5 separate regions of the Homo sapiens genome follow, and all the other regions are linked to region 1. Evidence: chromatin loops called from intact Hi-C (ENCODE). Cell type or tissue: B cell. All regions are shown on one strand. Each heading gives the region's core, and the rest is flanking DNA. Links, peaks and the distances in the headings are about the cores only. Region 1 has its middle 140 kb from the start of SOX5-AS1. Region 2 overlaps LOC124902897. Region 3 has its middle 12 kb from the start of LINC00477. Region 4 has its middle 170 kb from the start of LINC00477. Region 5 overlaps LOC124902897.

What was found. A loop is a pair of places that touch in the nucleus more often than their neighbours do. Peaks named below come from ENCODE experiments on the same cell type or tissue, not always from the same donor. Only the 100,000 strongest peaks of a DNase experiment are listed, where the experiment ranks them.
Region 2: a loop joins it to region 1, with 17 times the contacts of the local background. A loop is called at or near these places in 6 of 110 quality-filtered maps.
Region 3: it touches region 1 in a loop (5-fold over the local background); 11 of 110 quality-filtered maps call a loop at or near these places.
Region 4: a loop joins it to region 1, with 4 times the contacts of the local background. A loop is called at or near these places in 2 of 110 quality-filtered maps.
Region 5: it touches region 1 in a loop (9-fold over the local background); 6 of 110 quality-filtered maps call a loop at or near these places.

What each region holds. Positions count from the first base shown.
Region 1 is chr12:24,357,434-24,363,760 of GRCh38, reverse strand. It overlaps a transcript of SOX5 not described here. Among named protein-coding and RNA genes, the nearest start is that of SOX5-AS1, 140 kb to the right of the region's middle. In B cell, for the core only: a CTCF peak has its summit at 3,513; DNase peaks (open chromatin) are centred at 1,920, 2,040, 2,730 and 3,450; H3K4me3 peaks cover 1,774 bases; H3K27ac peaks cover 1,583 bases.
Region 2 is chr12:24,775,220-24,781,546 of GRCh38, reverse strand. LOC124902897 reads right to left here. Exons shown (of 5, transcript XR_007063242.1): 5 at 5,995-6,327. Among named protein-coding and RNA genes, the nearest start is that of BCAT1-AS1, 41 kb to the left of the region's middle. In B cell, for the core only: CTCF peaks have their summits at 2,275 and 2,475 (motif pointing right); a DNase peak (open chromatin) is centred at 2,446.
Region 3 is chr12:24,593,217-24,599,543 of GRCh38, reverse strand. No RefSeq gene overlaps it. Among named protein-coding and RNA genes, the nearest start is that of LINC00477, 12 kb to the right of the region's middle. In B cell, for the core only: CTCF peaks have their summits at 2,361, 2,569 and 3,749; a DNase peak (open chromatin) is centred at 2,453.
Region 4 is chr12:24,413,980-24,420,306 of GRCh38, reverse strand. It overlaps a transcript of SOX5 not described here. Among named protein-coding and RNA genes, the nearest start is that of LINC00477, 170 kb to the left of the region's middle. In B cell, for the core only: no CTCF peak of the experiment used is centred there; DNase peaks (open chromatin) are centred at 3,686 and 5,656; H3K4me3 peaks cover 1,877 bases; H3K27ac peaks cover 2,301 bases.
Region 5 is chr12:24,725,494-24,731,820 of GRCh38, reverse strand. All of the region lies in intron 1 of LOC124902897, which reads right to left. Among named protein-coding and RNA genes, the nearest start is that of BCAT1-AS1, 91 kb to the left of the region's middle. In B cell, for the core only: CTCF peaks have their summits at 3,059 and 3,259 (motif pointing right); DNase peaks (open chromatin) are centred at 1,220 and 3,230; H3K4me3 peaks cover 469 bases.

The DNA of each region.
Region 1 (6,327 bases), core at 639-5,638:
GGGTATGTTGTTCACCTAAGATGAATCAGACTTTTTTTTTTTTTCATGTGCTTCCTTTAAAAATCCTCATTAATCTCAGTCTGTAGAATTTAGGGGGAAAGTTGGGTTAAACAGTTGACACTGTTTAATGTAAATGATTTATGATTATTCCTTATGTATACACAATAGGCACTTTATAAATTAGATTGTCCTAGGAGTAACATGATACATAAATGTTATTGCTATAAATTCTACACTTGGCTATATATTTTGTATCATGTAACCAGTGGGCTTATAAATGCTGACTATTTCAACCTGCTCTTTCTACTCAATATTGTAAATGGTGACTTAGGTAAGCCTAACTGAGATGTATACAGAGGCAATCAAATTGCAAAAGAACAGGGCATGCTGGCACCGCTCCAGCATGGCTTCTGGCTGTGTTCCAGAAGTGATGGCAGAAAGAAGAGACAGAGGGGAAGGCGAAACTATTAAATATATGTAGCCAAAAAATGAATCTAAATTATTACTAATTTTTTTTTGCTCAGTAAAACCAAGAGTCTGGTGAGAGAGAAAAGGGGAAAAAGCAGCGCAAACAGGAAAAAAGCATGAGTAAAACCAACTTATCAAAATTTAGTAGATGTTATTTCACAGGTGAATTTTCATTATTTAAATAACAGTAAGGATAAAGTTAGTAGCTCTATAATTATAAATGTTTTAATATCAATAAATATTTCATATATTTTTATATAGTGTGTAATAGGAATAATATTTGATTACATGTTTTTACGTATCTGTGAATGATGAATTTGAGGAATTGGGTCTTGCAAATCACTTAATTCTACTGGTGGATCAAGACACTTTATTATATGTATAATGCTGTTATGCTAATAGCCCTCCTTTTTTTTTTTTTTTTTTCACTGTGGTTTCTTAGCCCACTGTGATTTTCTTTCTGAGATCCTATAGAATTTGAGAGAAAAATCCCTGAATAAAATATCTAGCTAATTATTAAATATCAAACTCATCTAAAGTATTGAGTTAGAGGGGAAAGGGTAGCACGCCTATAACTGACCAGCCAGGTTAATATTAGTTTCCTGGTGTCGACTCCTTACCTGATCACAGAGTCCTGTCATCAGGGCTGATTTGAGTTGTACTATGCACTAATTTGTGTAAGGGAGAACTGGGCTGTGAAGAATTCTATTTTGTTTATAGTGTCTATTCTGATAGTGATTTTATCGTCCATTTTATAGGCTGAGTGTTCCAGTTGATTCCCTCTCCCCACGCCCTCTTAAGTATTAATGTCTACACAATTGATCTGGTTACCCGTGAAGTCAGTCCAAATAGGCTGTTACGGTGACTGAAAATACAAGACCAGTAATTTTAAAACCTAGAGGTTACTGTCTTGCACAAAAGGACTAAATCTTAGCAGGAAATCCCCAAGTGAAAAGATGATGGGACTGAATTCAGCACTCTGTATGTGTGACTTGTAATAACAAACATTATTTTTTTGGCTGTGATATTGAAGGAAATATCCAAATGTGCCCCTTATGACTTCTGTAACGTACTTTTAATTGTCATACTCTGGAGCTATCCTGGTGCATGCATGGGAAAGAATATACATATGCACATATCTCTATATTTGTAGGCACTGTAGTCAAAACACTTATTTGCCTAGCTGACTTAGCTGCATAGTTGACTTACCCACCCACCATCAAACCCTCTAGAGGAAATAGGACAGAAAGGTCACACAGAAGCAGTAAAGCCAATGATCTCTTATAAAACAGTTATTTAGGTTCTCAGTGGCACTGTTCATCTTCTGGAAGGGAGATCACTCCAGTCTCTGCCCATCCCTGTGTCATCAGCGTAGCTCTGGACTCTTGGAGTAGAAGAAGAAAGCCTATTCTACCTTGTTGCTGCTGTACACTCAGGTAAGCCTGAACTGAAATCCCAGAGAGACTGCTGTACCAGACAGGCTAGACTATGGGGAGATTCTAGTGCTGATGGAGGTCTTTACAGGGCTCAGTTTGTCCTGTCAATTTTAACCATCGTTTAAAATTCCACTTTTTCTTATAGGGGTTTAAATTTAAATGCAAGACCTGTATATTTATGCACATGTGCGTGTGCGCACGTGCATGCGCACACACACATGCGCACACACACACACACACACACAAAACCTGAAAAAGCCTCATCACTGTTGGTTCACTGTTTGTTTCAGTGCAGAATACTTAGAGTACCTGTCATTTACTGAGGACTTTCTTTGTGCCAGGAATTGTTCTTGGGCTTTGCTTGTATTATATAATTTAAGCCTCCTACAGTACCCCATGAAACAGGTAGTATTATTATACCCACTTTTTCAGCTGAGGAAATGGAGACAGAGAAATTGAATAACTTGCCATGGTTCAATAGCTAGTAAGAGGTGGGGCGGGATTCACACCCAGGCAGAGTAATCTCAGGGCTCGAGCATACATTTTTCTAGGTTGATTTATAAGCAACATGCAGTGTTTCATGTATGAGAAGAATGCACTGGGGCCATCACTGAGCAAGAAATGGGATCTGCATTGTTTTTGTTGTTGTAATGGTCATGTAATTTCCTCTCTCAGGCCATGGTGTGACCAATGGCAAACTTTTTTTTGAGAGAGCCAGTCAAAACTGCATGGAATATTCTATGGCCACAGAAGAGAAAGGAATGTGCTGGTCGATACGAGGAGCTGACCTAAGACCTTGCTTTCACTGTAACCACAGTAAACAAGCGAGTTAATGAACCATAGATGTTTAGTGTGTCATCAGCGTCTTTCAATTTTGTCATCCTGGGTAGCTACCATCAAGAAGGACGGAGTGCCCTCTATGAATATGTATTTAGTACTAGATATAGCAATTTATTCTTTTGAAGAGCACTTTATCATTTTGGTTTTGATAAATGTATAAACAATAATCAGTAGTTAGGGGTTTCAGGCGAAAATGGATGCCATTATTAGTGATTTAACAAGTTTTCCTGTGAATTCCATGTGTATCACTCAGTCTGGATCTTGCGACCCAGGGATACATATATCCAGTTTTTAGAACAGCTCACTTTAAAAGCCTCTTGCGCTATGAACCACTAAGATCTCAGAACTACAGTAGTTACTAATTTCCACACTTTCAATATGTAAAATGAAGTACTCAGACAAAAAACCTCGAGGCTGCATAGGTCAGAATATTTGCTTAAACTAATAATAAGATTAGCTTTTTTAGTTCTAGCTCTCCTTTTCCTATCTATTTGCCTTGCTAACAAGGCCTTACTCCTGTTCAGTTACCTAGTGCCATGATCCCTCTACTTTTTGGACTTTTTATGATAATTTGAGCTGATTTTCCTAGTTGACATAAAGAATTTCCATGAGAATAATAAAACATAAGGACTATTCATCAAATAAGAATGATGAAAACACGAAATTTCACCCAAACTGGGCAAAAGTGCATCTCACTGCACAGAATTCCATAACATTTTGAAATTTGGTCTTTACAGATATTTTTCTCTGCCTGAAACATGTGTGCTGGTTCTATTTATATAAGGGAATAGTGACATCCTGTGTGTAGCTAGACTAATTGCCTCTGTAATTAACCTATTTGAGGAGGAAGTTACACAGAAATAAAATATCACTGAGTACTGAAAGAGGCAATTTTGTTTTAAAGCAAACTTCTAAGTAACTTTACCAAAGGCTGTGGATAACAAAAAGATTCTGTCTCCTTCCCTTATTTTATTCAGCTTCTCCCTTCCCTCCGTCCCTGCCATCCTTTTTCTTTTCTTCCTTTTCTTTCTCTATACAATTCCACTAATCCTCTTCATTTTCTCCCTATGACCTTTATTCCCCATATTATAAGCTAAAAATCTAGTTGTTGTGAGTGAAGATTCTATTTTTAAATCCAGAATTGGGGAATGATGTAAGTGTGGTGAAAAGAGACAGCTTTTTTGTTTTCAAGGCTATTCAAATGTCTTTGCAGGTCAAGAGTAGGTAGGGTATGTCTAGAATCATTTGGATGTCTTAGAAGCTGATGACAAAAAATCTTAGCCTTCTTCCTTATCCCTTGATAAAATATGTATTAATTAAATTTAGAAAAGAGCACGAGAGCATGCAAAAGCAGGGTTTCTGTTGACTTCTTAAAACCAGCAGAAATTATTGGAATGCAATATGTTGCAATAGAAAGAGTACAGTTTTTGGAGTCTGAATTATTCAGATCTCTTCCCAAAAGTATGGCTAAGGGGGAGCAAGAAGAACAACTTCTTCCTCCATGCCCATTTTCTTTAGTGCCCCTTGTAAACATTTCAAAAGGTATTATGTTGCCAAGACATTTGAGAGAACAGTGGGAGAAAGCAAGAGCAAGATGCCTGTAGATAAATTAGTCAAAATTATCCTGTGGTGTGTGTCCTAACTCATCCATCAGATAACGGCAAGACCGGAGCATCAAGGCCCTCACCCAGCCTTAACTTCATGAGTAATCCTCTGCACCATAATCAAAATGATATTTTGAATCAGATCGCTTAAGACTTCTTTCATGGGATAATGTGATATAGTTTTCAACTCAGGTAACTAAGTTTGTATTTTGCACATTATACTGACTTGAAAAAGCTCAATTTAAAGTTGTCCCTACTACCAAGAAGAATTTCCTTTTGAAATATATGAGAATTTCAAGCCAAAGCAAACGTAGTCACTGCATTATGTACTGATAAGCATGGAATAGTTGGAGTAGAAATGTTTCTGGGGTTCAAAGCATGGTGGACTTGGATTCCTCAATTTCCAGGATACAATTTTGATGCCTCACTTTCTTTATCTGAGAAGTGGGGATAGATATATACCTCCTTTCTAAGGTAAACGTGAGACTTTAGTGAAGAAGCATGTATGTAATACTATCCAGAGTGTCTATAAATAAATGCTTAATAAATAGTAGCAAATATTATTTTAGATAATGTTTGACGAAGCAAAATGATTTAGATAGCAAATAGTTGAATGTAAAGGTAATTAACTTTATCTGGTTTAACTGTTCTTCAAGTGGATTTGATTAATGACCTATGCTTGCCATTTATTGCTTTGTAATCCTTGCTGTAGTAACCTTCCACTTTTATTGATAATGTTTATTAGCAACAACTAAATTACCATTCTTGGAAGACAGTGAAAGGACAATTTTTTTTTTTTTTGAGATGGAGTCTCGCTCTGTTGCCCAGGCTGGAGTGCAGTGGCGCGATCTTGGCTCACTGCAAGCTCCACCTCTTGGGTTCACACCATTCTTCTGCCTCAGCCTCCCGAGTAGCTGGGACCATTGGCGCCGAAAGGACAATTTTTTTTGGCAGTTAAGTATTATTTCTTGGGAAAGATACAAAACAAAGAGGAGAAAGGAACACTTCAGAGAATTTTCCTGTGCATCACCTTTGTGATTAATACTGTAATCACTAATGATTATTGGATTGCAAAGAAGGCTTCTTATTGGTAAAAGGAAATCCTCAATTTTATATAAAAATAGTCATTCGATCCTGGCTATGTTTTAGCAATTTTGCTAATTAAATGTAGTATCTATAATTATTGAGGTGTCCCACATTTTTACACAAACCTCCCATCTGTTTTATTGGTGATTTTCAATAAGATAGTAAGAAACTCAGAAAACCATCCTGTAGAGAATCAGATTCAGTTGCTTCTTATTATCACAAAATAGTTCACTCATCCATTCAACAAATATTTATTGGATGCCCGTTACGTGCCACACACTGTGCCAGTCTTGAAAATATGGTAATGAACAAAGTAGACAAGGCATGGATTTTATAGGCAGACAAAGGAGGTAGGTAACCCAAAACAAGGGATTGTAATAAAGTATGTAAGTCTTAAAATATAGAAAATTTGTTTGGTGTTTTGGCTAAACTGAGGCATACAATTTCAATAGGCTTTCTTTTTTCTTCTTTCTTTTTTTTTTTTTTGAGATGGAGTCTCGCTCTGTCACCCAGGCTGGAGTGCAGTCGCACAATCTACCCTCACTGCAACCTCCGCCTCCCAGGTTCAAGCAATTCTCTTGTCACCCTCCAGAGTAGCTGGGATTACAGGCCCACGCCACCACGCCCAGCTAAGATTTTGTGTTTTAGTAGAAATGGAGTTTCACCGTGTTGCCCAGGATGGTCATGAACTCCTGAGCTCAGGCAATCCACCCGCCTCGGCCTCCCAAAGTGCTAGGATTACAGGTGTGAGCCACCGAGCCTGGCTGAGGCGTACAGTTTCAATTGTGGTTGGTGGGGTAGGTAGTCTTATCTCCTTTTAATTTCTGTAGCATTTTCCCTGTGCTTCCGTTGGAACCTCCTGCTTTGCATTCTAATTCCTTGTGATGATGGCG
Region 2 (6,327 bases), core at 535-5,534, 420 kb before region 1:
GAAGATGAAGGAAGATGGCTATAAGCCAAGGAATATTGGTGGCCTCTCAAAGCTGTGTCTTCCGTAGACTAAAAATGGCAAGGAAACAGATTCTCCCCTAAGTGCCCTGCTGACACCTTAATTTTAGCGCAGTGAGACCCATTGCAGACTTCTAACCTATAAGCAATATTGAGAACCCAAAGATAATACATTTGCATTGTTTAAGTTCGTGATACTTCGTTACAGCAGCAGTAGAAAACTAATGCAAACCCTCTCTGAAAGTCCTACCTGGGGAAGGACTTTCCCCTTTATTTACCATACAGTTGTTTTGTTCATGAACAATAGATGGTGCTAGGCATCCATGTTTCTAGTGTTGTCAGCCAGATCCTCTAATTTAACATAATTAAGACCATATGACAACAGTTGAAACATTTATTCATGAGTCTATAAATCACATTGTTACAGATTCTGAAAAACTGCATCAGAATAGTGATGAATGCAAGATGTTGGAGATTTGCTTGCTATAACTTAACAGTAACTACTTATTTAAAACCCAAAGAACAATGAAACCTATTTTCTCTTTGCTACATTGAATCATTTACCTCTCTTAAAAATGTTAAAATATAAACATCAACTCTCCTTCAAAACACTGAATGCCCCGAAGCAGCACAGAGTATGAAAGTGAATTGGAGGTCAGAAACTACAGGGAAAAAAATGTCTGCAATAGAAGTAATGCTGCTGTTGTTTGTTTTTTCATCTGTTGTGCGGTGCAACACTTAAGCAGCAAAAGATGACATTCTTTTTTTCTTGCAAATTATTCATTATATGTTTTCTTTAATTAATGTCGACTTTCAACAAATGCAACTTTGTGTTTTGTTCCTAGTGGACAAGGTTATATCTATTTGACTATTTTTTGAATAGTATAAAACATGTGTATATGTAGATTTTTATATTTGGTTGTTATAACTCTTAAAAGCATGATCTGTGCTGTGGTATTATGATGATTATTTAGAGACAGGGTCTTGCTCTGTCACCCAGGCTGGAGTACAGAGGTGCAATCAATCATAGCTCACTGAAACCCCAAACTCCTGGGCTCAAGTCATCTTCCAGCCTCAGCCTCCTGAGTAGCTGAGGTGTATACCAACATAATGGGTTAATTTAATTTTTTTTTTTTTTTTTTTTGTAGAGACAGGGTTTCACTATATTGCCTGGGCCTGTGATGAACACCTGGCCTCAAGAGATCCTCCTGCCTCAGCCTCCAAAAGCTCTGTGATTACAGGTGTGAGCCACCATGCCCAGCAATAATTTTTTTTTTTTGCCTCTGTTCTGTACTAAATTCTCTTACTCTAATTTAATAAAACAAGTGATTGATATCTTCAGTGTGATGATTCGTGTTGTATAATGCAGCATTTTGATACTCAAGCAAACCCATTATATTAAGAGGAAAAGATGGTGCCTTCTGGGCATGTAGGGAGCAATGTGTTTGGAGAGATTTAGAAACACTTGATGATCTCAATATCAGCTCAATCACTGTTTTCATTCCTTTTTCAAAAACAGTACATTAAATATACTTATTTTCTGAATAAAAGCAAACACAGCCCTGAAGGATGAATATCTTTCAACTGAAAGTGAAGGCACGCAAATACATACCCACTCAGAAAAACCACAAACTCATGGGAACTGAACATTTAATGCTCTGAAATTCTAAGACCACAGACTAGAAATATAGATAATGACAGGACTATCAAGGGGACGAAACATAATGTCAAGAAGACATCTCACTTCCGTCTAGGTAAGTGACTTCTTAATCTCTTCTAAGCACAGTTCAAGACTTTTCCTGAAAGCCTCCTCCACCACTCAAGGGCCAGTCCAGGAAGACATCGCTCCTCTACAGGTAAAAAGAAGGAATCACGGGAAAGACAATATATTTGCACAGTGACTACCCCAAATCACTGTTTATTCTGAGCACAACTGTTTTCTACTTGGGCTCTTAATTTAGTGAAATTAATGTTCAAAGAGACTAAATCATGTGACTAAAAAGAAATACAAGTCATTAAGGGCCACACACACATGAAGAAAGATATGCTTTAAAAATTACAATTAATTTGTAAAATCTACTTAAGGAAAGGAGAAACCAAAGCTGTGATTTCCTATTGAAGAATCAGGGAACTGGCAACAGTTTTAATTTTCAGCAGCGTCATAAAACAGGAGAGCATTTTATTGTAAATCCAATGTTGTGGGCAAAATGTTTCCACAAGCAAATATTAGAAATTTATAGAAATTATTTACGTTGTATTTGTGCGCTTCATAGGAGCAGCGTGAGGAATTATGTGTGATGAGTGGTAAAAGTGAAGTAGGGTGGGAGGGGGTAGGGGTGCAGAGATAAGATGGCCAATGGATGAGGCTGGTATCTAAGGGCTTATAAGAGATCAGTTTCATTTAAAACTGACTCAAATGACCACCAGAGGGACTCCAAAGTTCACTCATTGATTCTATACTTCAGGCAAGAACTGTTTTAGAAGATTCATACATGGTGTACTCATACACCATGCTAAATAGTTAAAATATAGATAAAACACAGCAATAGGTGTTAACCATTAATTCAGGGAAAGAAACTCAGTTGCTTAAAATTGAGAGCTTTCAAAGATCAATAGTGAGGGTAAGAAAAAACCCCAATAATCATCAATGAGAGATTTGTTAAATAGCTAAATTTGGTCTGTGTTCCCTGCTAACGATCTAAGACACTGTTAGGCAGGCAGGGTTTTATTTCTCTGGATTTTCAGTGTCTCTGTTCTGCCAGAAGATGTTGCTCCAATATAGCTAGGCTTTGGAGGACAAAGTAATGTGGCATGAAATGTGGGCAGACTGGGTAAAAATGTAAACTGTGCAAGTGTGTAGAATTAAGGCACAAAGATATCCATTATATGGGGAAAAGAGGGCCTTACTGTAGTATGTGTCCTCACTATAAATAGTTTAGCAAAATGTAAACATGAAATATTTCCCCAGTGATATTTGCAGCCACATAAACAGTAGCCCTACTTTTCTTTTCATTAAATCTCATTTCTTAATAAAGGGACTTCTGTAGGGTAAAATCTGGGCAAAACTGAATGATCTGTAACTTTTTTATAACCAAGTATAGTATACATAGAATAAAAACTGGAATTTAAAATCAGCAGTTTTCTTTTTTCTTTTCTTTCTTTCCTTTTTTACAAACACAGCTTTGCTTTAATGTATAAAATCCCATATGTTATAGAAACAACCACAGTGGGTACATTAAGGAAGACAAACTAACAAAGGATTAAGGAAAATGGAATACAGTTCTCTTTTCCATAGAAGTAGGGTTTCTTCTGATATTAGCAAGCAAAATTCAAACTGAATACTTCTTTTAAAAATCTTATGTATAGTCATTCAAAATTTTAAACCTGATTATTAAAAAGAATGTCTTTTAACTGAGTTAAAATGCGATTTCACTCACACTTAATCCAGAATATATTAATTTTACTTTCAAAATTCAGACCAGGGCAACTATTTTTTTAATGAAGATGTTTACACCACAGCAAGCAAAATAAATCAAGCATTTTCAATATAGGACTGCAGCTTACCCCGAGTGAGCTCAGCAAAGGTAAACAAACCAAGATATACTAAGACTTAGAGATAATCCAGTCTCCTTTTAGATACTAGGTCTCAACCTTCCTCCTCTTCATTTTTTTAGAAAAATAAAATTGGTAAAAATGAATCAATGGAATTTGTGAATGCCCTTTCCAGTTAGTTTTGCCAAGTTTACACTTACTTTGAAATTTTGGCCCAGGCATGATTTTGTCTAGAAAGTTTTCTCTGACTCCTAGGAAAAGAGACACTGAAAACAGAACAGAAACCCTGAAAATCTATAGAAATAAAACACTGCCTGCCTAACAGTGCGACACCCCATTGGTATTATAGAGTACTCTGTACCTGTTTCCGCCGTAGCATTTATTCTACGATAAACAGGGCCATGTCTTATTTGTCTAATGCTTGGCACCAGGCCTGCAAGGTAGACAGATGTTGACTAAATGTTCGTATGACTGAGCTAAAATGAAATTAATGAAGACTCAAAAAATAGGTCAATTAGTTCTTTGGCAATCAGTTTTCGGTTTCCTTCAATCGCCGATTGTAACAACCTTTGCAGAGCTTTGTAGAAAATCAAGACTCCTGCTTGTTAAAACAAAGCAAACCAAACTCTGCAGGGACAGACCTGATTAAGGAAGGCTGCCCCTAGTTGTGTTTGAATATTGTGTTGGGAATCAAATAGCTGCAGAAGAGGTCAGCGGGATTGTGCCTAGGGTTTGGAAGATGAAAAGGGAGAAAGTATCAGGGCTAATAACCAGATTTAAAAGCTCTGTGAGTTCCATGGGAAAAAAAAAAAAAAAACTTTGGAAGAGTGTGAAACACAGTCTGAGAATACATTTATTTTATTCTGTCTTAGATATGTGACTGACAGGACATATGGCGAAATACTTAATACTTGAACTCAGTTCAAGAATGTTAGGCAAAACAAAAAAAAAAAGGAAGAAAAAAGAAAAACCACATAAAATTGCCCTAATAGGTTTTGATTGTAGAACTGAAAAAAGTAATTACAAGACTTCAGTACAGTAACCTTTCAGGTCCAACTCAGAGATGTAATTTATTGTTTTAAACGTTTTACTTTCTCATTTTTTTCATTTTTCTAAGGAGAATTATTTTTTCCTCTATTGAAGCTCTATACAATCAGCCTTATTTCTGTCATCAACTCTGATATGTAAAGAAAAATTCTTGATCGATCCAGAGAAAATTCTGGTCCAATGATTAAGTCACAAAGCATTTTAAAAAGAAATGTTTGTGTTTATTTCATAAGTAACCATTTTCTATTTTATATGAAGGAGTTAAAAACTAGTGTATAATCTCATGACAGCTTTCATTGATCCAAAAAGAAACTCAATAACAGATTTGATTCTGTTTGGGAAGGAGTAAATTGCTTATTTTAAGGTTATTTCCTAACTATTTCTAGGCCCTTAAATTGTAGTGAACCAATAATCTGAACGATAAGCAAGCAATATTTCCTCAACATGGAGACTGGATCCTTAAACTAAGATAGCAGCCAGTGGAGTTGCCTTTTCCGTAGGGGAGAGATGTTAATAAATGGCTAAGTCTATGCAATACGTCGTGAAAGGGAGTTTTACACTTCGTATCTTTATTTAAGGGAAAACTTTTTCGTAATTAAGATTGTGATGTGATCTGGTAGAAAATTTTACACACTAATTAGATTAAGTGAAAAGCATGCAAATCTGTGTTAACTTTATGTTAAATATGCACAGACTATTCATTCAACAAATACATATTGAATGCCTGCTATGCGCCATGCATGTTCCAGGTACACTTGTCCCTCGGTGATATGGTTTGGCTGTGTCCTCACCCAAATCTCATGTTGAATTGTAGCCCCCATAATTCCCACGTGTTGTGGGAGGGACCCAGTGGGAGATAATTGAATCATGGAGCTGGTTTGCCCCATACTGTTCTCATGATAGTGAATCAGTCTCATGAGATCTGATGTTTTTATAAGGGGTTTTTCCCCATTCCCTTGGGTCTCATTCTCTCTCTTACCTGCCACCATGTAAGACGTGCCTTTCGTCTTCTGCCATGATTGTGAGGCCTCCCCAGCCATGTGGAACTGTGAGTCAGTTAAACCTCTTTTTCTTTATAAATCACCCAGTCTTGGGTGTGTCTTTATCAGCGGCATGAAAACGGACTAATACGCTTGGTATCTGTTGATTAGTTCCAGAACCTCCTTTGGATACCAACATTCAAAGATGTTCAAGTCCCTGACATAAAATGTGGTAGTATTTGCACATAACTTACATACATCCTCTCGTTTACTTTACATCATTGCTCTATTACTTATAATACCTAACCGAATGCAATGCTTTGTAAATAATGGTTATAACGTATTGTTAAGGGAGTAAGGACAAGAAAAGTCTGTATATATTCAGTACAGATGCAATATAAATTTTTTATTTTTAAATTTTATTTTTAATTTAAATTCAGATGGTACATGTGCAGGTTTGTTATATGGGTATATTCTGTGATGCTGAGATTTGGGCTTCTAATGAGCCCATTGCTCAAATAGTAAACATGGTACCCAATAGGTAGTTATTCAACCCTTGCCCTCCTTCTCAGATGCATTTTTTTTTTCCAAATATTTTCAGTCCACCGTTCCATCTCCACGGATGTGGAACCATGGATACGGAGGACTAACTGTACTTGGGATACATGAGTGAACCAGACAGACAAAGATCCCTGCCTTGTGAAGCTTGCATTCCAGCAAAGGGGTCACAG
Region 3 (6,327 bases), core at 656-5,655, 240 kb before region 1:
GTGCCATCTCATTCTAAGTTAATATATTACCAACTTATTTCCCTGCTGTCAGTGTTTTTTGCCTTCCTAACCCTTCTGAAAACTGCCACTATAGTATCATTTTGATCATGTTGTTCACACTTTTGGTGCAATGTAAAGACTTCTAAAACTTAGCTTCAGACCCTTCTTGTACCTCAATTACAATTTGTGCTGCCACAGGCCTTTGACCCTGCTGAGCTTCAGAGAAAATCCTAACTCCTTAGCATGGTACACATGTATGTTTATTGCAGCACTGTACACAATAGCAAAGACTTGGAACCAACCCAGATGCCCATCAATGATAGACTGGATAAAGAAAATCTGGCACATATACACCATGGAATACTAAGCAGCCATGAAAAAAGGATGAGTTCATGTCCTTTGCTAGGACATGGATGAAGCTGGAAACTATCATTCTCAGCAAACTAACACAGAAACAGAAATCCGAACACGGCACGTTCTCACTCATAAGTGGGGGTTGAACAATGAGAACACATGGACACAAGGAGGTGAACATCACACACCGGGGCCTGTCGGCGGGGGTGGAGGCTAGGGGAGGGATAACATTAGGAGAAATACCTAATGTAGATGACGGGTTGATGGGTGCAGCAAACCACCATGGCACATGTATACCTATGTAACAAACCTACATGTTCTGCATATATATCCCAGAACTTAAAGTATAATAAATAAAAATAAATAAATAAATAAAAATTGTCCATGTCTATTTTGCCATCTTTTTATGTATAGCCACTCATTTTAAGGCTTCTGTTTCAGTCAAAATTGTTTACTCACCACTTCTAAATCACTCTTCATTTTTCTCCTTCCCTATATGGCTCATAATGGTTTTACAAACGCATACATAGCTACAAATTTGAGCTTTATGTAGCTTCTGACCGATCTTAAAACTTCTCTGAGTCTGATTTTCTACTGTAAAATTAAGTTTTATCATATCTAACCTCTCAACCATATAGGGTTTTTGTGAGGATCAAGTAAATCAGTATTTATTGACTTCATGTTGTATGCCAAACACTTTGCTGGTTTTAATAACATGTCTTATTAAAACTTTCCAAAAATTCTGTGACATAAGTAGATCTTATTTTCACTTTACAGATAAAGAAACTGAGGCAATAATTTGTAAATACTTTGCTATTTGACAACTATAGAAATGTATATATTTGTCTGTTTGTTCCTGATACTAAATCTTCTAGTTGACGCAATCTTAGTATTTTCTCCAACTACATTTTAAGTTCTTCTAAGGTGTAAATGATTTTGTGAATTATAACATGTTCTCTTGTGGTAGTTAATAAAGGTATTAATTGCTTTGTAAGTATTTCCAGATTTATTTTGATATACAGCTTATGTGATTGGCTGACGATTTTACTTTTCCATGAAAGGAGCTTAAAATCTTGCCCCCCAAACTTTTTGCCTATTGGATAACAGCCATGCACGTGAAAATAAAGAGGGATACCAAGAACATGAGATAAGCCTCACTTATGTGGGCTGCCTCAGAGTATGTATAAGTAGGTACAAATACAGATATTTCCTCTTTGCAAATGTTTTTAAGTGTATTAAATAGGTCAAACAAAGTTGGCCTAATGAAGGGGAAAATATCAAGGGTAATTCAAAACCATATACAGCATATTTTTACAATGTCTATTAGTGATGAGGTAACTGAGGATGCCATCACTTCACTAGTGATAAACACAATAGACGCAATAGTGACAGACGCTCATCAGACACTGGCTTTGAGAACGTGGCTTTGATGATTTACAATAGGGAAAGCAAAACTAGTTTATACTTGAGCAGGGATGTGTTTATTCTACTTATCTGAAGTTAAAGCCAATCATCACAGTGGGTTGAATGACCTTAAATCTTCATATTTGAGCAGAACTTAATGGACCATTTGCTGATAGATAAATTCCAGAAAATAAACCAGTTCCCAAATTTGTGCGTGTGTGTGTAGATACATATACACATATATATCATATATTATGTTATTAACTAAAAACAAATGTGTTTCTTTTATAGAAAAGTATAAATAATGGACTTTAAACAACTTCCTAAATAAACAAAGATGCTGTGGTCCAAAGGCTAGCTCATTCAACTGAATTTTTAAAGCCGTATTTCAAGTTTACCTAATAATTAAACATTCTTAGTTGAGGAAATGTGAATTTGATTTCTCCGTATATTTTCTTTTTCTTGATTAGAAAGAACATGCCTTGCATGGTGCTTTGATCACTAGAAGTAACCATTTTAGGTTGAGGTCCTGTAAGTCCATTCTTTTCAATATGAGACAGAACTCCTGGCACAAATTACATTTCCCTTATTGCATTGTGTTCAATTTCAAGTACCATTCTTACATCTTAATACAAGAAATATGTGTGACATTGCACCTTTTTCTGAACAATATGCTTGGAATGAAGTATGTTGTAAGGAAATTAATCCATCAACCTCTTAAGAGGGGATGATGGTTTAAGGAAACCCAGTCTGTCTTTTCAACCCATCAAGGACATGTATTTTGCCTTTATCCACTAGAGGGGGTAATGTTCTTCCATCCTAAAACACCATGGAATTATCCAGACATGATTTAAATTCACAGTGACCTTGTTTATTTTGAAATGAGGTCAATTAAATACTATATAATACAATGGATGCCAAAATCATCCATAAAAGTTGTTTTGAAAACATTTGTGACACAAAGATCAGAAGGATTTGTTGTTCTTGTTGATACTAAAATTTGCCAAATCCACGGTTGTAAAGATGGGTAAATTTGTTTTAGTTGTGAGAGGAGAATTTGTATAAAGTAATGCTTTCCATGACCATTCCAAAAAATACTATGCAATTTTTTATGTGATTGATTTCAATGTATTAGGGTTGATAATTGGATTGTTGTCTGTTTCGTTCAGTAAGGAAGAAGGTCATCTCTTTTTTATTTTCTTAAGATATATTTAGGAAATATTGGGAGAATTAAATAGATTTATAGAAGTTTATAATAAATATCATAAATACATAAATGAAATGTGATATAACATAGGTGATTAGTAGTACAAGGATTGGGATATGTGAAGATCAATAACATACTGCAGAGTTGATTTATTACATATAAATATATAATTATCACTGTTTATCATGGTAATGATTTTTCTTTTAATAAATTCCAAGTCAATAAGACAAGAATGTTTTTTTCTTTAAACCTACTGAAAAATAGTTTGAATTGCAGAATAGCTAATCCTATTTAGTTGTTAAAAGATAATCAAAATAATTGGTTAGAAATAACCAGTAGCCAAATTGATGAAATTTCATGATTATAATTAACTGTGCTATTAGGTCAGTTGTTTAGCTATTTCTATGAATAAGAAGAAGCCTAATCAAAATGCAGAATAATTAGTTCTGTTGAAAAGAAGAGATATAATTTGTAAAAAGCACGTATGTTGCATCAACCATATTTTTCATAATTCTAATTACTTTCTCAAATAAAACATACTTCTGGTTCCTAAAGATTATTTCCCTTGAGTAAAAGCTGCAGTAGTGGTTTCATATGGGTGAGTACCAGACTCACCATATAACTTTTGAAATTATTGATGCCTAGAGGGCCCCCTGTAGCAATGTGAATTCAGCAGGTCTGGAGTGGTTGCAGCACGGAAATTTTTTAAAAATTCTGCATCGACTTTAATCTGCAGCCCTGGTGGAGCATCACTGCATTGCATGAGGAGTTAATTGTACCTGACTAGGTTTTTCTTCTTGCTTTCCACCCCTAGAAGGCATACTATTAAAAATTCTTTGGAGACAAAAGAAGAAAATTATGGTAAATTATTACAACTTTTTACAGGAACACCCCCTATTGTATGAGTGAGAGTTAAGGCCTCAAAATACCTATGTGTGACAGTGAATTCCATATTATAGTGAAAATAAACATGCTTTTGAAGTCCTGTGTTGTTTCTTAGTAATTTGTGCTGCCTGGAGATCTTCCAAATACAGCTAACAAAGGCTTGTAGAAAGGACTTTCAGCATCATGAAAAAATTTTTGCTATAGACAAGAACGAATATTTACAAAACAATAATCCCAAACAGATCCAAACCCTATAAATAAGTATTGTTTTCTTGAATATTACCATAAAAATACAGTTATTTTAAAACTGAGTAACATATTTTCGTACTATATACATTAAAATAAATTATACTGAGGTGATAACTCAAATGAAGGTTTTATAATAACTGGGAAGTTAAATTATATGCAACCAAAAATAATGCATAGATGACATGCACATTTCATGTCATCTATATGTAATCTATAATTTATTTTACTATAAATAGGATCTTCAATACACATTATAATGGTTATTTATAGTGCATGATTTACTTTAATTAATATAACAACAAACAGTGGAAATGTAAAAAAAGATCCTTTTTTTTTCTCCTAGAGAGATTTTTTTCCACTCTGTTTTTCAACACTTAACTGAGAAAACACAGTGACTACAAAGGGCAGCAAGTTCCCAGGACAGTGGAAGGAATTAATGTGTGTCCAAATAATTGCAGTGTAATAGCACACCTGTATATATCAGAGATATTGGAAGCCATGAATGCACAGAAGAAAAATGTCCATCTCTGCCTATAAGAAGCCTAATGGTGAAAGTCATAGTTGTGGTCACGTTGGGGTGTGTGTGTGTGTGTGTGCATGTGCTGATAGGTGTGTGTATCAATAGATGAAAGAACAATCATTGAAGATTCAGAAACAGTCTGGGACTCATGAACTCATTCAATTTCATCAAAGTTTGTGGAGTTTCACTCGGTACAGACATAACATTTTCTGTCAAAAAGCAGATAATTCCCGAGGAGATATGTCCAAAATTAGCCAGAACATCAATGTAGAGTACGATCAACATGGAAATTGAAAGTGAGATAGAGTGTTTAAAGAGGGGAGATCTCCCCCAAGAGGTATGTGTCATTAAAGTCCAGGTAAGATTGTTTCTGGAGAAAGGAATAGCATCAAAAGTCAGAGGCAAGAAAGCATGGGAGAATACCTGGGAACAATTCTTTTCCCACTTCGGAGCATGGACTCTGCCCCTTCAACCCAGAGCACATCTTCTACTCTGGGAGCAATTTCTGAGCTCTTCCACCCAGATTAATACCTGAACTTATATTAGACTTATAATTAGAACCAGTTAAACATTTAATTATATGCTATTTTGCATTGTTTTCTGATTCTTTATTACTTTTTCAAAAATTCTTAACCCTCTACGTTATGAATTCTTTGAGGGCAGGCATTGATTTTATACACATGTGATGTCTTTCACATTGCCTACTATGCTATTCATGTGTACGGTGTGGATTTGGTAAGTATTTGTTTATTAACAGAGAACGTGACCAAATGTAGTAGTGGTAGGGTTGCCACATAAAATATAGAAAACCTAGCTAAATTTGAATTTCAGATAAATGACATAAATTTTTACTACAAAAGTACTGATGGGGCATGCTTATACTAAAAAATCATTCGTTTTTAAAAGTCAGAAATTAACATTGTTTTGTTTTGTTTTACTAAATCCGGCAGCCCTAGATGGTAGTGTATCTTTTATGGCTTTGTCAAAGTTTCCAATGTACTGAATATGAATTCCTAAACTTTCATCCAAGAATAAACTTACTAATAAGAATAGAAGAAAAACGACATTTGTGAACCAAAAAGCCAGTGACTGAAGATGAGCGAATGTACACAATTTGGTGATTGAACAGGAAAGGACGAATGTGAGAGCCTGCAGACTACACAGAAGAAAGGAGATGATACAGATTGGAGAAGAAAGTTGTCTGAAGACATAGATAGGATGGTGAGACAGCAAATAAGAACTTTGGGAGGCTGAGGTGGGCGATCACTTGAGCCCAGAAGTTTGAGACTAGACTGGGCAACACAGTGAAACTCTGTCTCTACAAAAACACAAAACAAAAAATTAACCAGGTGTGGTGGCATACGCCCATAGTCCCTGCTACTTGGGAGGGTGAGGTGGGAGAATCACCTGAGCCCAGGGAGGTCGAGGCTTCAATGAGCCATGATCGTGCCACCGCACTCCAGCATGGGCGACAGAGTGAGACCCTGTCTCAAAACAAACAGGCCAGGCGTGGTGGCTCATGCCTGCAATCCCAGCACTTTGGGAGGTCGAGGTGGGCGGATCACCTGAGGTCAGGAGTTCAAGACCAGCCTGGCCAATGTGGTGAAAACCCCATCTCTACTAAAAATACAAAATAGCCGGGCATGGTGGCAGGTGCCTATAATCCCAGCTACTCAGGAGGCTGAGGCGAGAATCGCTTGAACCCAGG
Region 4 (6,327 bases), core at 715-5,714, 56 kb before region 1:
CATAGCCTGTTCCATCTATTTCTCCAAGAAGCGCTGTTTTCTGGTTACTAGGTATGTTCATTGTCAGTGGTTTTGTCTTTATTTATAGGCCTAAATAGACAGAGCTATTGTATGTGCTTAAAGTTTTCAGCTCTAATACGTATTAATTTTGGACTATCAAATTTCCTGTCAAAATAAAGGTATTTAAAATCATGTTAGTACATGTGAGGCCTGTTAGAAGCTTTACTGATATTTTTAGAGAACCACACCTCAAGCATGGAAAAGTATCATCTCTTAGCTATCAACCATAATGTATACATTTATACAGTTTCTGATCTTAGCATTTCTTTGGCTTAATGCCATAGCAGAGTCTTCTTTCACAGTTTATCTTTGGCTCCCTTTTGGTAAGTGCTGATCAAATTTGCTACAAGTTACTGTCTCTACAGCCTCTTATCTATAGAGTTTCACTTTTTTTTAGCATGGTATTTCAGTTGGATATGCATTGTTTTATTTTGATCACCATTTGCCAATGTTTATCTTCTACAGTAACTCCCTTAGAAGTTGTCATATACATTCTAGATATTACCTTTATGTAAATGTATACATTCTGTGGTTAAACATTTAAAATTATTTTTTAGAAATAAGGGAGTAAGCACTAGCACAGCATAGCTAGCATCATTTTCTTGAGCTAATCTAATCTATAGCAGAATTGACTAAAATGGTTAATTGTACTCTTAGAGAGTGCACCCCAAAATGATGACTGGTGATGAAACACAGAAAGTTTTAGAGTCTGTAACATTTGCTGTTCAGAAAATTCTTTTGAGTCTAGACTTCATCTCTCAGGAACTCTTTTCACTAATATGACTAGGGAATAAAATGCCCCTACTCGGCTGTGCATGGCGGCTCACACCTGTAATCACAGCACATTGGGAGGCCAAGGCAGGCAGATCACTTGAGGTAAGGAGATTGAGACCAGCCTGGCAAAACATGGTGAAGCCTTGTCTCTACTAAAATACAAAAAAATTAGCCTGGCATGGTGGTGTGCACCTGTAATCTCAGCTACTTGGGAGGAGTTGCTTAACTGAGGGAGGAGAGTTGCTTAACCGAGGAGGTGGAGGTTGCAGTGAGCTGAGATGGTGCCACTGTACTTCACTGTACTGCCTTGGTGACAGAGCAAGACTTTGTCTTAAAAAAAAAAATCTTTCTTCTCCTAGGTGCTATGTAGGAGGAATGAGGACTCTAGCGGAGGTGTGGGATCCAGTGTTTTGTGTTCATGAAAGAAAAAAACACACAACATTTGTTGTGCTATAATTTTGGAGGATCCTCTTTTGACAGAAATTTCTGGGCCAATCTAGGTAACTCTGACAACTACTCCATTTTTTCAGAGAATGATGTTCTACTGATCTGAAATGGATCAACCTGGACTGGTGCTTTCAGATACATACCTGTTCACCTGCCCTGATGCCCAGTTTTTGTAGTCTTCTTCTGGGAGCTCTAAGACAAATCAGAGAGCAGAAAAATACGATATATTATTAGATCACAAATGTACTGAGTCATCAGGGTATTTTTAGAAGAAATTGGGGTATTTTTTGAAAAAGAGTCAAACCAGTTTAATAATAAAGGTAATATTTCACATAACCAGACATTAAAGATGGGGCAGATTATTGGGCTGGCCTTTTCCAATGGTTTCAGCTCCTTATCTCTGCAATTCCTAATTTCTGTTCTCCTCTGTATATCAGCAATATTCTTGAATTGGATGCAGATAGCATCTGCAGTTCCAGGTCTGATGACCACAGAGTTTGGGAAAGAGACCATCTCTTCCAGTGGCTCTCTTTAACAGTAAGGCAATGTTTTCCAGAAGCAAATCTCATTCCTGTTTCCTTGGCCCACATAGTGTCGTATGCCCATTCCTGGATCCAAACCTCATTTCCAAGTGAATGCTATTTATAGAGTGGCTTAGGCCTGGATTTACAACCAATCACTGGCAAGGAGGATGGGATTACCATGGTTGCCTTAAACTTTGCAGAATCTACTTCAGGGTTTGGAGTCAGTCCCTCAAACTGCATAGCTCTTACATACTGAGGAAGGAATGAAAGGGATATTGAGGAGAAAACCACAATATTATCTATTACACTATGTCTTAGGGCTCATTTGTGAATGTATTTTTATTTGTTTGGCTGTAGCACGTGAGTAAATAATGAACCATGACAGTTGGAGTAAGAAAAAGGAAAGAAAAAAAAAACGGCAATATGATATAAAGCATCCAAAGATGTCTGATTTGGTTGTAAAAATCTTTGAAATAATTCCTCTGATTTTTTATTATTTTTAGAATTTCACTGAGTATGAATTACATGAGTACCTAGTGTCAACCCTTTATACCTCTAAATGAGCTCAGTGAAAACCAGCTTCTGTGAAATATGATTAAACTTGCCCTTAAAACATGTCATTTGCATTGAACATTTTGTTCCAGCTGTTCTTCCCTGGCTTCTTCTCATATACCCTGTGTTCCAGGTCAGAGAGTGTCCTGGCTCTAGCACCACCACCACCATGTTTTTCTTGACCCATGGCTAAAGTATTGTCTATCCTTTTCTCCAGGCTTCCAGATTATTCCTGCTCCTAAAAACCCAGCTCAATGATTACTTCTATGAAGCCCTTCAATGACCTGCTCTGCCTGAAGGTCTTTCTTCTAGTGACATTTAAATATTATATTCTGTTCAGTTCATTTGTCAGTTAAGTCATCTGTCACCTTTTGGGAATTCTACTTTATGTCTTTGAGCTGTTCTTAACATTGTCTGTTGTAGATTATGATCTTTTTTAAGGTAGAGACCCTTGAGTCTCATGAAAATTATCCATCTTTCATGGTATCATCTTGGAAAGGGAAGTATAAAGAGCCTTTCCTTCTGGACATAAAAATAGCTCACATTTATTAAGCACTTGCTATATGCCCAGTGCAGTAACAAATAACGTTATAAGCATTATCTCATTTCTTCCTCACATACACATACAAAAACTCCATGTGCTAGGTTAGACAAAAACCTGCCTCAAAATAGGAGAACCAAGAAATGGACTCTTGTGGTAACACTGGATAACAGTCTTTAAGCTCACAGGATGTCTCTAGGCATCAGTCTCTCACTCTGTCCAGTCTCGTAGCTTTGCGTTCTTACCTGGCTTGATCAGCAGGAAGAATCTCTACACAAATGGGCAGTTCCAGATTGGAATGGTCCTCAATAACCCCAATGAGAAACAGAGAAAGAGAAAGTTGCAACAATGTTTGGGGTGATGGGGATCCTCACATGGCTTGCCAGAGCATGTCACTGATAGCCAAGGTCTGAGCAGTCACCCCTACGATGCAGCGGGAGGAAACACAGGCCAACTCCACCTGAACCATGAAGTCTGAAAGTCAAGCAGCATGGTTTCTCAATGAGATGCTGAGTAGACAATTATTCTGGTTAGCATTAATTCAAATTGACAGATCAGACCTGGATTTAGAGACTAAGGAACATGCCCAAGATCACTCAGATAGGGAGATTTTACTCAGCCTAATTTCAGAGTTTTGCTAGTAACAACTTTGCTACATTGTAATATTGTTATTCAAACTGTGTTTGACTATCATCGCTCAAAGTACAAATAACTTCAACTGTGTGGACCTCATTGTGTGTATTTTCAGTAGCAGCCCTCTTGAGAATACTCGGTGCCTCTAGTTCCTCATATAATCTCATTTTTTCTACCAAATCAGGAATTGAAACATTAGCTCATATTTTTACATTAGTTGAGTGACTGGATTTGCTTTCCTAAGGCTGTATTTCAGTCACCACGTTTCCTTACCCACGTCTTTGCTTTTGAATACATTCGTAGCTCCTGTGGCTTCAACAATGACATTTCAGATGTTAGTTTGCTGATGCTGAGATACTGGTAGAGGAAAACTGGGTTGGTCAGTCAGTGAAATCTCCCTCCATTGCCTGAGGAAGTGGCTGGATATAACAAGTTGGAGATTCATGGGTATGTTACATGGGCTAGTCCAAGATCTCTCAGTAGAGAGACATTTGGTCACCCTGGGGAGAATAAACCAGGACTGACCGAGCTGTGGATGCAGAAGACCTGCTTCTTAGAGCTCCTGAGATGAAAATGTGTAAGTCCTGTTATCTGGCTTCTTTCAAAAATCCCTGGCCTGCCCCGCTCTTGCTTGGGCCTGCCAGCAGGGCCTGTTCTTCAGGTTCTTCTTGCCCTTTCAGTACCCAGGAGAGACCACCCACTGTCTCACTGCAGCTCCAAGTCTTCCCGTTTCTCTCCTTCTGATCCAAGAATTTCAATGTCCAGGATAAGTTTTCTGTAAGTCTTGATGTTACTGAATTTTTGACGCGATGTAATTTTTCATGTGTTGACGCACAACCTGTGTTTTGTTGTTAAGCCCCTTTCCTGTCATTCTGGAATGCATCCTCATTTTACTTCTTTCTCTGCTAATGACTTTTCCAACTTTGATGTAGTTAGATCACAGCTTCTTTATTAGCAAGTTTTAATGACTTTGTTTTCTCCACCTCATCTAACAAAGTACGTTACGGATATTGCTCAACAATACTACGTGTGTATTTTATTTGACTTCATACTCAGAGATGGATTGAGACTGTCTATGACAGTAATATTAGGACCTGAAATTTCATCTTATTTATAGAGGGGGCTTGAATGTTGGCTGTTACTGTGTACTTCCAGTTTGGGCTAAGAGCTTTAGGATGAAGCAAAGTTTACCAGCCTAACTCACAAATTGGTATGTTGATCTTTCTATCTTTATCCATTCATTCTTTATCAGCTGAGGGGACTAATTTGGGATTTAGGGGAATATAGAATTTGATGTATTTTCAGGGTTTTTGCTTCTAATCAGGAATAATGGCTTTATGTGTATAAAAAAAACATTAAAATATTATGTGCTTTTATTCAAACTAGATGTCAATTATCTCAGAGTTTACATTCACTCCACAGTGGTACCATGGCTGGAAAGAGGAACAAGTCTTCTTATATAAAAATGTGGCCTATTAACAACAAAAGATGGATTAATATACTTTCTTCCTATTTACAGTTTATGGTCTATCCTGAAGGGATTTGTTGTGTTCACCTATGTTTTTTAACTGGCAAAGTAAGTATAACTACCTTTAGTTCATGAACATCAGCAGAGGGATATATCTATTTTACTTTTTAATATTAAAAACCACAAAGCCTTTTCTAAATTAGCAGGGGGGGATTTACACAGAGAACTAGTGAAAAATGTTATGAGCTTTCATCCTCTGTTTTGGTTTGAGTTGCCACTTTGGGGCTTTTACATGTCTTTCCCTTTCCCATCTCATCTCTAGGAGGCAAACAAAGAAATATAATTTGCATTGGCTATAGAAATGCCTCCGAGATCACTGCTGTAAGTGTGCTGGGGATTTGGAGTAGAAATTCTGAAAAGGAGAAAAAGACAAGGGTAAAAGCTCTGTTGACAGGAGAGTTTCATAGGCATGTGGGGAGAGCACAGCATTGGACATGGCAATACAAATTCTGCAAGCTTCCTCTCTTTTCCTAAAAACAACAGTCTAAGAATGCGGTAGTTCTGTCTGGTTAAAGAGTTGGACTCAGTGGCAGCTGTCGAGCTTAGTTTTTCTTTCTAATTCAGATACTTCCCTATTGGAGTGTTTTGCACCTTCACTTCCTTTCTCTTTTCCTGTCCGTCATCACATGTGGCACCTCTGGGTGAGAGGCAGGCAGATGGCTGTCTCTGGACATGATGCTTAACGATGCTTTATCCTTTGACCAGTACACGGGGCTGGAATGGAAGGGCATTTGAACTTGCACTTTGATGCAGAGTATTAGCACATTCACCCTCTGCTGGCAGCAGACCAAGGACCCCAAGTTAGCCTGTGAACCAACTTTTTCCCTGGAATATAAACAATACATGAACTTGACTAGGAGGTCAGCTCTTCAAAGCTGATTTTTTTTCCCCCAATGGGATCCACTGTTTGTTCATATTTAGGCAGCATCTAAGTAGAGGCAATTTAGACATTTAACCAAAGCAAAATTTAGTCTAAAAAAATAGGAAGATCTCATTATAGATTCACAGATCTGTGTATTTGTGTGCTCAAGGATAATAATAATACTGGGATACATTTCAGAGAAAAGAGATGAGTAAAAATAAGAAAAAAAATTAATGGATTTGAGCCCAAGTAAATGAAACTCTATTATTTAATTATAGTATCTGACTGTGAATATAAATGGGAGATGAACAAGAATTTTTTCCTTCAGTTTGGATCATAGAAGACTTCATGACTAAAAGGGGAAGTCTATCACTCAGAGCTACAAGCTAGAGGTTTGATCCTTCAT
Region 5 (6,327 bases), core at 419-5,418, 370 kb before region 1:
CCTGGCAGGATTGAATTAGCTTTTTTTTTTCCTCTGGAGTAGTTAAACTTAGTTTCATGTGTTTTGTCTGAGTACTGCGTGTGGGAGTGGGAATCTATATCATTCAGATGGAAGCTTTCATCTGTTTCAAGCCTGTATGTATATTAAAACAGCCATGAAATTTTATATGTGCTAAAATCCTAAAAATATCAGCAGAGACCTTAAGAGAATCAGACAGTGGGTTGAAGAAAGATTTAATATTCAGTATTTCTCTTTTCTATTTTTTTGTTGCATTCTTTTTATAAAAAGTTGAGTTGACAGGGGCTTGAAAAATGTACTTTGAAAGCCAAGCAATTGTCTAGTTAATGCATTCTATTAAGATGACAATTGCAAACAGTTTAAAATAAAACAAAACCACCACCTATTTTTCAACAGCAGGGTTTTAGGACCCAGGTTGTTCAAATGAGAGTCTTAAATTTTCTTTTTATTTAGCTTAAAAAAAAAAAAACAAAACAGCTCCAGTAGTGTTGCCAACATAATCTTAAATTCCCTTCGTTTGAGCATACAGAGAACAAGAGGAGGAAGTACAGATGCCTCAGAGGGACAAATTGCATCAGTGGATGGGAGTCTATCCTGAAAAATGGGTATTCCTAGCTCTTAAATTGAGGTCATAGTTTCTTGTTCTCAGAGTTCTGTATCATTTCTTTTTAAAATAATTTGTCAAGTTCAGCATGCCTTGTTTGCTAGACAGCAATGTGACTGTCCATCTCCTAAAACAATCAAGATTGCTTTATTAAGTAGAACCTAATGCATATCTGCACCAGAACAGGATTCCAGGAGGCTGGAGAATACATTCTGGAGCCATCTGCAGACTAGCCTTGGGCTTCCAAGCCAATGTCCCAATGGCTAAGGAACTGTAGATATGTTACTGAGTTCACTTACACCTTCATTCCGTGACCCTGAGGACAACACACCTTCATTGCACTCAACCCTAGACCCCATATCTTCTCCTTCTACCCACTCCTCCACATGAAAGTCAGAGGTAGACATATGAGTGCCTATTTTTGGTAAATGTCATGGTTTTTCACATCACTGAGTAAGCATGAAAATTTCTCTCTAAATATTTGAATCACTTCATTTATAGTCAAAAACACTTTCTCAAAATGAACATTGTGAAGCCAACCAATTTGACTACACATCTGGGTTTGAACCCCAAAGAGGCAGAAACACTATAGTTAATCAAACTAATTTGTATTGCTATTCTTATCTGGTGGTCTCACTTTGAGGAAACCACAAAGATGTCATTTGGGAAGTGTCAGCTTTAGGGGTGGGGCTGAGTTGGGGATGTTGGTCCTTTGATGGTAATGGTTGTATAAAACACAACATAAAATTGTGAAAAAACATTTGTAGTGAACTTTTTTAAAAACACATTTACTTTTTAGAGCAGTAGTTTTGAATTATGACAATTTGGAAAGAATGATGCAGTATGACATGATGCAAAGAACAAATCCCTGACTTTAAGGAAAACTGACCCCCAGTCCTGCCTCTGCTATTATTCAGTTTTGTTGGGTTGGGCAAGTCACATACCAACATGGTGTCAATCCCTTCTTTATAAAATAAGAAATTGGTTTAGCTCAGAGTTCCCCAAATTTGTACTTCAGACCTGTGAAGTTGTCTGCAAAAGTAAAAGTAATTTTGTGATAAAATAAATTGAGAATTACTGCATACTATGCTGTTCAAATGTACACTGACATATTGATATCTGTGAAATGTTCTGCAGTTGGACACATGGTTTAACTTTCTTTTCTTTTCCCTTTTCTTTTCTTGTTTTTGTAGGGACATGGTCTCACCTGTGTTGCTGTGTTGCTCAGGCTGGTGTCAAACTCCTGAGCTCAAGCGATCTTCCTGCCTCTGCCTCCAAAAGTGCTGGGATTACAGGTGTGAGCCACTATGCCTGACTTTAGTACAGTATTTTCCAAAATTTTTTTTGTCTGGTGACATACCTTAATATCTCTTAAGAATAGAGTATCACAGATATCTTTTGGAAACCCTGGGTTCAATGATCTCTAAGACCCTTTCCAGTTAGCATTCAATTATACTAGTAACTCTGTTTTTGTTATTTATTGTATTTTGTCAATAAGGAAGTTTTTTTGTTGATTTCCGGTAATTTCTCAGTTGAAATAATTTAGCTGCCTAGGGATTCATTAGAATGAGTCATTGGTCCTCCTGCCCCATGTAAGGTACTTTCCAGTTTTAAAGTTTATGATTCTAAGATTCTAATTTGAGATCAGCGACAAGTCTTCTTATAAGAAAAATTAATTGTATTCTTTTTTTTTTTTTTAGACATAGTCTCACTCTGTCACCCAGCCTGGAGTGCAGTGGTGCGATCTCGGCTCACTGCAAGCTCCGCCTCCTGAGTTCAAGTGATTGTCCTGCCTCAGCCTCCCGAGTAGCTGGGACTACAGGCACCCGCCACCGTGCCCGACTGATTTTTTGTATTTTTAGTGGAGACGGGGTTTCACCGAGTTAGCCAGGATGGTCTCGATCTCCTGACCCGTGATCCGCCCGCCTCGGCCTCCCAAAGTGCTGGGATTACAGGCGTGAGCCACTGTGCCCGGCCAATTAATTGTATTTTTTGCCTTCTAGAAAACCTTATGTTGCTTCATATTCTTGTTAACCTGCAAAATTTTTTTTCCAAATTCTCATTTTAAAAGAATAATAGATTTATCTATAAGCAACAGAGACATTTTGTACCCTCATGGTTAGTAGTTTTAATTTTTCGGAAAAATCATGTTACTCATTACGTAATATCTGTAACTAAATTTTAAACTATGGATTGGTACAAGTTTACACAGGCATTAAAATTTCCGATTATTCCTTAGGACATTACATAGGAGTATATGTGTTGTTGATTTTGTTATTAAAACACTTTCTTTCATTAACAATGTACCTCTTCTGTTCAGAAAAATGAAAAGGAAAGAGTACATGACCACATCTTTAAATAGATGTTCAAGTTCATTTAAAAAGATTATTTTTTATTTAAAACATTACAACCTCATCACCTGCAGACTATTTCTTTCATCAAAGTGGCTTAAGATGTATTGCATTTTGATAAAAAACTGCTTCCAATGGCTACAGCATCAAAAAGTAAATACTATGTATTTTATTTACCATGAAAAAGGTAGTGAAAGTTTCCCCAGTTTCTTAATCTGTAATTGGTCACTCTTTCTGTAGAGAGATATTGAGGATGGTAAAATACTCCCAGTACCCACAAGGTGGCATGGCCTTCTTGTTCAATCCAGTTTCATTTATTATTTCTGCTTTATCTGCTACTATATTTTAGATTCTGCTCTTTTATTAAAGTTTTGAATTTCACTTTATGGTTTTATTTTTCTTCACTTGCAGCCAATGGACAGTACTGGAATTTCTAGACAGAAATATATTTTTTAAAGAAATATTAAAGTAAAACTCTTCTACATCTTCTATTGTTTCAGTCCACTTTGGAGCTGACTTTAAATTATTTGACTGTGTATGAAGCCTAGTGATTATAAACTGCCTAATAAACACTAGATACTCAATAAATATTTGCTGTGGAATTTCATGAGTTGTCTTACTGAAAAAAAGGTATTAAAATACTCATTTTTTACCAGAACAATTTATGGATACTTTATATCTTTCCACTTGCTGGTGAAAAAGCTCTGCCTCTTTTGCTCAGGAAGTACTGTTATTTTACGGTATTATAAAAATATGTCATAAATTAGGGTGAAATCTCCATCCTATCTCAATTATAAAAAAGGCACGGTGAATTCACTTCAGTCCTTTACTCAGTAAACATTTGTGGACCCTCTCTCTGTACCCAGCACTGTGCCAAGGGCTGAAGAAAACATAAGGATGAGTAGAACATGGATAAGGGAATAAGCATGTAATTGCAAGAGCAGAATCATCACTCACCCATTCATTCATTCATTCAACAAATATTTATTGAGTTTACTGTGTTTCAGGTGTTATAAGAAGGTAAATAATAAATAAAATGGCCAAAAATCTTACACTAGAGTAGACAGACAATAATCTAGATAAATAAAATAAACACATAAAATGAGTGAACTCTATAGTATGTTCAATAACGATACATGCTAAGGAGAAAACATAAAGCAGAGAGAGGAGAGAAGCCTCTTGGGCCAGGAGAGGATTAGGTTGGCTATATTTTTATTTTGGGTCATGAGATAAGGTCTCTGTCTCTCTCTGCAAAACGACCTGAAGAAGGTACAGAAGTGAACTGTGTGGTTGTCTGGAGGGAAGAACACTCTAGGCAGCAGAGACACTAAGTACAAAGGCTCCCAGTGGGACTGGGTCACTGTCGCGTACTCTGTTGGGGTTGCTAAAACAAAATGCCATCAAATGGGTGGCTTATAAACAACAGAAATGGATTTCTCATAGTTGTAGAGGCTGGGAAGTCCAAGATCAAGGTAGAGTCTCTCTCTGGTGAGGGCCCCCTTTCTGGGTCACAGACTGTACCTTCTCACTGTGTCCTCACATGGTGGAAGGGATGAGAGTCTCTCTGGGGTCTCTTTTATAAGGCACTAATTTCACTTACGAAGGCTCTGCCCTCACGGCCTAATCACCTCCCAAGGGCCCCATCTCTGAATACCATCACTTTAGGGGTTGGAATTTTGGCATATGAGTTATGAGGTGGGTACAAACATTCAGACCACAGCACTCATTTAATGTGTGCTACCCCAGAGTCCTACATAAAATGAGATGGGAGCAAAGGAGACTGAGGGGCTCCTTGAGGAAAGTGAAAGAGGATTTAGCTGAGGAAGAGAAATCTACCCCACACCCAGTGGACAAAGGTGCTCCTGGTTGAGCAAAGCCATAGAGGCATGAAAGCCAAAGATGTGGTTGTGTGGGAAGTAAGAAGAAAAATGAGGCTGTAAATAGGACGAACATATAATAGTCCTGTATGCACAACCCTATTTTATATCCACTTGGGGGGAAAAGCAGTGATTTCACCAGATTAATTTTGAGGGAAAAAAATTTAGGTAAATCATAAAATACAATGAACAGACAATATATGTGCAGGATAATATTAACTTACTCGAATCTGTTTTCCTCTCCAAAAAAAATTTATATTCCTTCTCATTGGGATTACAAAATTTTGACTTCAGGATGCATAAACAGACAGATAGTAAAAGTTTTGAGCATTCTGTATTTTCTAGATATCAGTTCTGCTTTTGTGATAAGGCCCCGGATGCAGTGTCTACCTGGCAATGCACTAAATTTTAGATATCTGAGATCTCTACAATGGATAGCATAAGTCTCTTTTATGAGAGGTTTCGTCAGAGGAAGAGCTCAAGTGATTCTATCTGACGGCTTCTTTTTCTAGGCTTTAAACCTTTAGTGGGGGTCAGATAAGGGGATGGGAAAATATCCCTTGATTGTTTTGGAGAAAACTTAATCTGACACTTTAAATGTTAACTACTTAGGGGCTAAATGAATGTATACATCTGCTGCTGCAGTTATGGTTCTTAGTTTTCGGGTTTTGTTTTTTTAAGGCAATACGGTGGATTTAAATTTCAGGCTCCCACTTCAGGTGTGCAAACTACCATTCATTCTTCTAAAATTCAACTTAATTTCTATTTTCAGATATCATTCCACTGGCATGTGAGGAAACTTAGTTCCAGGACTATTATTGGAACCCTTCCTTCACTGAGGTTGTGGCACTTGATAGTTGTAATTAAGGCCGAGATGTTAGGTGAGGTGGGGTCTGCTCCACACAGACTGACACAGGGAAACTGTCAACCCTCTGTCCACAGGGCACCTCCAGGCCTGTGGGCCCCCTGCTAGTACTTTGACAACTTTGGGAGCAGGAACTTGCTGTTTCCTGGCATGCTAGGGCCAAGGGAATCCTTGCAAGGCCATGCTTCGTCACATACAAATGAATGCTAATTCCCTAACTGGGTTCATGTTCTCACTCCTGGGATTAGCCATTATTTCTTCAGGATCCACTTGTCTTCTTTGCTCTCCTCCCCAGAAGCCAGAAGAAAGTGTTTTGAGGTCTTGAAGGGAAATCCCTCTGCCTTTGTGACTTCCCTACTAGCTGACCTGTAACCTAATTATCATCATTCTCCTAAGTGTTGGGCTGTTGAAAACCAAGTGTATGAAGATCAGAGGATATTTTCTGGCCCCACATAGACCTGTTCTGATTTTCTGTTCTAAGCAGGAAAGGGAAGAAGAGAAACACTAAAAAGAAGGAAAAAAGTATTATTTTACAAATATCATCCTACCCTATTTATATAATTTCGTACACATACAGGCTGTGTACATATATATATATATATATTCATATGT